Regions from separate parts of the Homo sapiens genome. Here region 1 is linked to region 2. A link is a loop called in an ENCODE intact Hi-C map of the cell type or tissue named here. Cell type or tissue: PC-3. All regions are shown on one strand. Links, peaks and the distances in the headings refer to the core of each region. The heading gives the core; the rest is flanking DNA.

The links. Hi-C counts contacts between places; a loop is a spot of excess contacts. Peaks named below come from ENCODE experiments on the same cell type or tissue, not always from the same donor. Only the 100,000 strongest peaks of a DNase experiment are listed, where the experiment ranks them.
Region 1: a loop joins it to region 2, with 2.1 times the contacts of the local background. A loop is called at or near these places in 1 of 110 quality-filtered maps.

Annotation. Positions count from the first base shown.
Region 1 is chr14:50,649,112-50,653,519 of GRCh38, forward strand. All of the region lies in intron 2 of SAV1 (salvador family WW domain containing protein 1), which reads right to left. Among named protein-coding and RNA genes, the nearest start is that of SAV1, 17 kb to the right of the region's middle. In PC-3, for the core only: no CTCF peak of the experiment used is centred there; a DNase peak (open chromatin) is centred at 2,010; H3K4me3 peaks cover 355 bases; H3K27ac peaks cover 1,671 bases.
Region 2 is chr14:50,445,376-50,449,783 of GRCh38, forward strand. It overlaps MAP4K5 (mitogen-activated protein kinase kinase kinase kinase 5), which reads right to left. Exons shown (of 33, transcript NM_006575.6): 15 at 3,399-3,457; 16 at 2,039-2,106; 17 at 704-746. Among named protein-coding and RNA genes, the nearest start is that of CDKL1, 51 kb to the left of the region's middle. In PC-3, for the core only: no CTCF peak of the experiment used is centred there; a DNase peak (open chromatin) is centred at 2,306; H3K27ac peaks cover 1,502 bases.

The DNA.
Region 1 (4,408 bases), core at 245-4,244, 200 kb after region 2:
TATTCTCCCTAGAAGATTCTTCCTTCAGATATTCTCTTGGCTCACTCTCACCCTCTTCAAGCCTCTTCTCAAATGTTTCAATGAAGCTTATTCTTACTATGGCAGTCTACATCTGCTGAGCTTCTACTTACCGTTTTACTTTTTTAAAAAGCACTTTAACCTTTTAACTTATGTAATTTTAGTTTGTTTATTTACCTACAAGAATCCCACAAAGAAGATTCTTAGGACAGGAATCTTTGTTTTGTTCACAGATACATCTCCAGTCTCTAGAACAGTGTCTACAGAATAAAGCACATAGTAAGTGTTAAATAAATAAGCTGCAGTAATAAAGACAGTGTAGTATTAGTGGAGGAGATACACACATCAATGAGACAGAAACTGCATAAATATTTTCCTTGATTTTTGGACTTATTTTGCCTCTTTCACTCCCATATTTTACTAGTTCTGAAACGAAGGTGTTTTTTATAATCAAGAGAGTAAATCTGTTAGCCACTAGGCAGCAAATACAGATGTATTATCATTGCTGGTGCATGTTCTAACACAGTCCTAGGAAGACAGTATGTGGTTCATACTATTATTAATCCTCATTATTTGTAACAGTTGCACCCCAGACAAAATTTTAACATAAATTTGAATCCCTGTGCCTGAAAGGTACAAGGATACAGCATTTAAATGAAAAGTTAGTGTGTTAACAGAAGACTGCCAGTCAACCCAAGGCCCTAACTGCCAAATTTAGAATATCTCAGAATGGTCAAAATAAGAAAGACTGGGTGACCATTGAGGTGTGAAGGAGTACCATGCCAGAGCAAAACATCTACTAGTCAAAAGTTCCCAGCTGACTTTGAAGAGCTTTTAAAATTACAGTTGGCTGGAAACTAAGGCAAAATGAAAACATCAAGTTTACCTTTAAAGAAAGGCAAATGAAACAGACCCCAGTGACAAAAGGTAATTTAGAAGAAACTTTAAAATTAAGGTAAATGCTTCAATTCAAACTCAGATTCTAAAGAAGGATATGTAAGTGTATGGATAAATACGGGTTATTGGCATGTGGTTTAAGAAACTGTTTTTATTTAAATACAACATACAATGCATATGCATAAGGCTAGTCACTGCAGCAACATCTATAGTTGCAAAAGGCTAGAAATCAACCAAATGTCCAATAATAGCAAACTGGATGATTACACTATTACACGCACAGAACAGAGTACTATATTATATAGCTGTAAACATGAATGAAGATGATTTCTATTTATTGCCCTGGAATAATATTCGGGATGTATTATGTGAAAAAAGAGTCTGGACAGTACACCACCATATATACATATATGTAGTAGCCAGCCAGTAAGGTGAACCTGGGCCCCAATTATCCCTGTCCTCCTGGGATTCACACCCTTGTCTGTGTGACCAATAGTTTATGGCAGAAAGGATGGTGTGTGACTTCTGAGATTAGGATATAAAAGACCGTGCAGCTTCTGCCTTGGTCAAGTGTACTTGCTCTCTCATCACTCACCCTGGGGGAAACCAGATACCATATCATGAGAAGCCCATGAGTGAGGAATTGAGGCCTTCAGCCAGAACTGAAGCCTCCTGTTAACAGCCTTGTGAGTGAACTTAGAAGCGGATCTTTTGGCCGGGCGCAGTGGCTCACACCTGTAATCCCAGCACTTTGGGAGGCCAAGGTGGATGGACCACCTGATGTCAGAAGTTTGAGACCAGCCGGGCCAAGACGACAAAACCCTATCTCTACTAAAATTACAAATAATTAGCTGGGCGTGGCGGCACATGCCTGTAGTCCCAGCTACTCAGGAGGCTGAGGCAGGAGAACACTTGAACCTGGGAGATGGAGGATGCAGTGAGCCGAGAGCGCGCCACTGCACTCAAGCCTGAGCAACAGAGAGAGACTCTGTCTCCAAAAAAAAAAAAAGAAAGAAAGAAATGGATCTTTCAGCCAGAGCGAAGCTTCGGATAACTGCAGCCCCAGCTGACGTGTGTGAACTCCAACTTCATGAGAGATCCTGAGTCAGAATGACCTGGCTAAGCCGCTTCCAAAATCCTGAACCACAGAAACTGAGATAATAAATGTTTATTGTTTTATGCCAATGAGTTTGGAAGTAATGTGTTTTACAGCTACAGAAACCTAACACAATACATATGAAAGAGAATAATATGAATACATATTTTACATATATATGTAATTTGTATCTATTTTCATAAAGTGTTGCAATGAAATATGTAACAAAAATTAATAAAATTGGGTATTTACAGGGGGAGGAAGGAAATGGGGTGGAAGAGGACAGGGGTAGAATTAATTTTCTAAATGCATTCTGTTTTATCATTTTGATTTTGCAACCTTTTAAATATCCTATGTAACTTACAACAAAATTAAATCAAAATTTAGAAAAAGCAATCCCTAAAAAGTGAAAACAAAATGAAGTAAACAAATCTAAGAGTACATGAAGCAGCTAAAGCATACTTCAGAAAAATTAATTCAAAGTGAATTTTATGTATTACTTATTTATTGTTATTTATTTTTGAGACAGGGTCTCACTCTGTCACCCAGGCTGGAGTGCAGTGGCACAATTACGGCTCACTGCAGTCTCAACCTCCTGGGCTCAAGCAATCCTCCCACCTCAGCCTCCCAAGTAGGTGTGACTATGGGCATGCACCACCAAGCCTGGCTAATTTCTTTTATTATTTTTTGTAAAGACAGGGTCTCACTATGTTGCCCAGGCTGGTCTCAAAACCCTTAGACTCAAGCATTCCTCCCATCACAGCCTCCCAGTGTGCTAGGATTACAGGCATGCGCCCCTGTGCCCGGCCCAAAGAGAATAAATTGTACTTCCTCATCGGGAAATATCCTAAATTTAAAAAATAAACTACAAAGAAATCTTCTGTTTTATTCAGTAATCATATTGTCGATGATACTATTTTTAAAGCTAGTTATGCTACAGATAAAGCAAATGAATAGTTACATAATTGTCAACAGGAACCAAGATTTTCAGTATGAGAAAAAAATAAAAACCTAAGGCAAAAAGAAGGTAGTTCAATGTGAATGTACTTACTGCCAACAAACTGTACACTTAAAAATGGTTAAGATGGTAAATGTTGTTATGTGTATTTTATCACAATTAAACATTTTTTTAAAAAGCTAAAAGTAAAAACTTGGAAATCTTAAACTGCCAACAGTATGAACTCATAATGAATTTCTATTTCCAGAAAGCAACAAAACATATTTCCCAGATATGTCCATTGAAAAGGTCTACAAGCATTAATCCACCAAATAGCAATGAGTACAAGAGTGCAATCCCTGAATACTATTTCCCCATCGAAAGGAACCAGGGATCCTTAGAATGGTTGAGTACAGGACTGAGGCAGAAAATGCACAATATGAGCCTGGAACATCTAGTCACATTAGAAAGCAAAGAGAAATAAAAAGGAACCAACATTGAAAGGGCTCCTGCCACCAAAGCAGCAGCAATTTAAACATCAAAAGGAATTACCACACCAATAATTAAAACTAAGTATAAAAATCTTAAAATCAACCAGCTCATCTTGGAGAAACGGCTTCTGGGTCAGGGAAAATACATGATAATATGGAACATGAGAAAAACATCAGACTTTTGAAATTGAAAAAAAAGGCTGGGCACAGTGGCTCACGCCTATAATCCCAACACTTTGGGAGGCCAAGGCGGGTGCATCACCTGAGGTCAAGAGTTCAAGACCTGCCTGGCCAACATGGCGAAACTCCATCTCTACTGAATATACAAAAATTAGCCAGGCGTGGTGGCACGTGGCAGTGATCCCAGCTATTCAGGAGGCTGAGGCAGGAGAACTGCTTGAACCCGGGAGGTGGAGGTTGCAATGAGCCAAGATTGTGCCACTGCACTCCAGCCTGGGTGACAGAGGGAGACGTCTAAAAAAAAAGAAATTGAAAAAAAAATGAATTGAAATTGAGGTACAATCTACAAAACATTCTGTACTCCTCAAAACTGTCAAGGTCATAAAAAACAAAAGACTGAGAAACTAGCATAGATTAAATAAGACTAAAGACATACAACAATGAAATGCAATGCAGTACACTCTGGAATGAATCCTAGAACAGAAAATAAACATTAATAAAAAAATGATAAAATCCAAATAAAGCTTGGCGTTAAAAATCCATGAGTTCATGGTTACTTTTGTAGGTGGCTAGGGTATCAATTCATCATTCTGAAATAGCAAACAAAGGAAAAGATCTAGCATTCAACCCTTCTTTCCTATATGAACAGCAACCAAATAATTGATAAAGTCCTTAATTATAATATTCCAACTAATAAAGAAGAAATGACAGAATTCAAGTATCAAAATTTGCAACACTTAGACATACTTTGGAGATATTTCAGGTTTGGTTCCAGATTACTGCAATAAA
Region 2 (4,408 bases), core at 154-4,153:
AGCCTTAAAACTGATAAAATTTTTATAACTAATATAATTATATAAAAATCCACAAAACAACTAGAAACAATCAAGAAAAATGACTCCACTAATATGTCAAATTGTAGTCATAAGAATGATAAATGATGAACTGTTTCCCCTCCATGTAGTCAAATATTTTCTTCAATAAGCAATAACCTGTTTTTGCCTTTTTCTTTCTTTCTTTTTTTACTGAGATGGAGTCTCGCTCTGTCACCCAGGCTGGAGTGCAGTGGCACGATCTCAGCTCACTGCAACCTCCACCTCCTGGGTTCAAGCGATTCTCATGCCTCAGCTTCCCAAGTAGCTGGGATTACAAGCATACGCCACCATGCCCAGCTAATTTTTGTATTTTTAGTAGAGAGGGTTTCACCACTTGGCCAGGCTGGTCTCAAACTCCTGATCTGAAGTGATCCACTTGCCTTTGTCTCCCGAAGTGCTGGGATTATATGCGTGAGCCACCAACCACGCCTGGCCGCCTTTTTCTAATAGCTATTAAAAATATTGTATTCCTCATGAAATCTTCTTTACTATATATTTTACACCATCATACACTTCTTTTGAAGAAAACTCTATTCATCTAAAATACATTTAAGAAAATTTTGAAAAAACTCAAAATTATTTTAAAAATTTAACTATATTATTTAAATAAGGATTTAGTGTTCAAAATCATTAAGTAGCTCACCTTAGGAGGTAGGGGAGGTGGTATTGCACGTTTTGAGGTTGATCTAATACAAAGAAGAAATGCAATTTAGATGATGATAAATGACCGTAACCGAAAACACAGATACTATTAAATATGTATTAAAATCAGTTTCTATACAGAGGATGTAAAAGACAGATCACGATGCAGAGTATAAAATCTTTAGGAAGACCTAAGACCTCACTCATATTGTCAAATTGTATGTCTATAAAATAAAGATTTTAAAAAGTGGACACAAAGTCTTATTTTACTTTTATGGTTATGCTTTGCTATATTTCTTATGTAATAAAAACTAAGTTAACTTCTTGGTTAAAAAACTGATTCAGAATTTTAGAGTTGGGACCCATAGATTCAAGTGGGTATATCATCAAACCTTTTGTTACTCAAAGTAGATCCTCAAACCAGCAGAATTGGCATCATCTGGGAACTTTTCTAAATGCACAGAATCTTCCTTTTAATAAGCTCTCCAGGTCAATAAGTTTGAGAAGCACTTATCTAGTCCACTGGTCCCACACACTTATCCACAGTCATTGCAATCAATTAGGCGGCTTTCAGGATTCTTAGATCCAGTCCCAAAGACTGTATTCTATACCAGAGGTTGGCAAACTTTTTCTATGAAGGGCCAGAGAGTAAATACTGCAGGTTTTGCAAGGCATACAGTGGTTGTAACTATGGAACTCTGCTGTTATAGTGTGAAAGCAGCCATGTACGATACATAAACTAATAAGCATAGTTATATTCTAACAAACTTATTTATGACACTGAAATTTGAATTTCATGTAATTTTCATGTGTAATAAAATATAATTATTCTTTTGATTTCTTTTCAACCATTAAAAATGTATTTACTATTCTTAGTTTGTGGGCTGCCATAGTTTGTTAACTCCAAATGTATAGGCCTAATGTGGGAACCTAGGAATCTGCATTTCTAAAGAGCTCTGTAGGCAATTGCAGTACACAGACAGGTTAGGAACAACTCATGAAGGCCAGCCCCCTCACTTAATTGTAGAGGTAACTATATTGGAGAGATGAACTGGGGCTTTTTAACTCTGTTACAGTATTTTTTCCCATGACATCATGTGACTCACCTTTCAGTATATTATCATTACATAGCATATTCTGATTAAAAACAAAAACAAATAAAAAACCTTAATGATCAATACATGATGCTTTTTGGTAAAACTCAAAAGCTTTACCTTCATTAATGGCATAACTTTTTCAAGAATGCAAATTAAAGCTTATTAGAATAAATCACATGCCCCATACTGTTCTTATGTAATCAAATAAAATATAGTTATTAAATTAGAAAACAACTTACTTGCCAGTATTTGCACCATCAACAAAAGGATTCCACTGTAACATGAAATTTGGGTCTGATGACAATCCCTGTAAAGATAAAAATATAGTTTAAAATGTTACTTTGTAACAGGTATTAACCATTTTATTTGATTCAAGAAAACATTCCAGTGTCATGATTATTAATCATCTTGGCATTCAATCAATTTTTTAATCTCTAGCTAGATTTGCTTTGTCATTTGACATATTTAGGTCAATGACTCATTATCAGTCGACCTGAACTTAAGAAATTCCATAAACATACTAAAGGTAGCTTCAAATGTGACAAACCTTCTTTATCAGTATGTGAGCATATTCCAAAGCAAACAATAAAAGAAAACAACTGAATTATCTACATCATCACTCCATTAGCATGGAAAACTAAATATCATATTACTAAACTGTCATGAATTTACTGGTGCTACTACTTTTCCCTCTTAGCATGGAAACTGGGGTTTTATCATACAGCAACATATTTACAGTAAGAAGAGCACTACTTCCAAACATTAAGGATGAACTCAATAGGCTAGGTTAGGCTAACTCTAATAATATCTTGCTTCATTACTTTTTTCTTTTTATTTATTTATTTATTTTTGAAATGGAGTCTCACACTCTGTCGCCCAGGCTGGATGGAGTGCAGTAGCTTGATCTTGGCTCACTGCAACCTCCACCTCCTGGGTTCAAGCAATTCTCCCTGCCTCAGCCTCCTGAGGAGCTGGGTTTATAGGCACATGCCACCACGCCTGGCTGATTTTTGTATTTTTAGTAAAGACAGGGTTCTGCCATGTTGGCCAGGCTGGTCTGGAACTCCTGACCTCAGGTGATCTGTCTGCCTCAGCCTCCCATAGTACTGAGATTACAGGAGTTGGCCACTGGGCCCGGCCACTTTTTTCATTTTAGATAAGGAAAGAGGTAACTAGATAGTAAATTCAAAATAGCAGCAATGGTTAAAAAAGAAACTATATTAACAAATAAAATATATTTAAAAAATAGTAAGGCAATACAGAATGTAGAATTTACTATAAAACAAACAGAATCAGTTAAAAAAAAAAAGGTCCTAAGAGCTTAAAGCTGAGAATCAAATTCTGCGTATTTAATAACATCATGTAAAACCTTCAAAAGACTAAGGAGGTTAAAATGAATGATTGAAATAGTGTATTACATCGTACTCTAGTAAAAATAAAACTAACTATAAACTTTTAAAAACTTTAATACGGGAAAAATTGTCAAAATTAATGCTTAAAAGAGTATATTACTTTGTTTTCTAATCAAAGTACAACTAACAAAAAAAAAGTTTTCTCAAATCTTAATGTGAAAATAATGCTTTAAAAATGAATTCTTACCATTTCATCTCGTGCTTCTGTTTCTTTTCTCAGAGGAGGTTCAAATTGTAATTTGTCAACTGCAAAATATATAACAGGTATGTACAAACTCAGCATCTCAAAGGGTTGATCTCAGAAATGTAATGACAAGTTTGTATATGGGGTGGGGGAGGGAGAAAGAAGAGGGGAAAGAAGACAAAAAATATGTTATTTTTTGACTACAAGAGTACCCCTTTGTTATGCTTACCAAAAGTAAATAACAAAGTGGGATCTTCCTAACATCTCTACTTAATTCTTGTTTGGAATCAGGAAATTAAACAGTTCTTTTTGTATAAAAGAGATTTTTAAAAATTCATCAAAAATAAATGACTAAGTAAAAACTTTAAGAATTTTCTCTATGCTGTAGACTCTGTTTTGAGACGGTTTAAGCTACAGCTTCATGGCAGAGATGAACTAAGAAAAACTACCTAAAAATTATCTAAAAAGAACAAATGACTTCTGTTCAATTAAATGTCACAATGGCATTCAGGAATCTGATATATTTTGCTAAATATGTATTTTATTTGGCCTAGTCATACTGACTTCAGAGTTATTCAAAATATTCAAAGAGTAACTTCTTTTCTATAAAATATTCTAAAACATAGAAAAGGAGGGTTTATTACTTCCTCATAAAGTATTTAAAATTTAAAAATTCTAAAATCTAATGTGATTAAAAGCCCCCCAAATTTTTTTAAACACTCATACTTGCATCATAGAGATGCAAAATTCCTAAATACAATCTTAGGAAACAAAATATTTTTAAAAAGCGCTTTCAAATAGGATCCAGTTGTCCTTATTCCTAAAAACAAGATTTGTAAAAAGCAAACACAAAGTACTGACATAATTCATCACATTAAACAAAAACAGTATGTCATAAATTTTTCAATAAAAGTTTAGAAGACATTCCATAAAATACAGTATCTACTTTAAAAAATAATCTAAAATAAAAAGTCCTGGGACATTAATGACTTAACGTAATTAAAAAACATCTG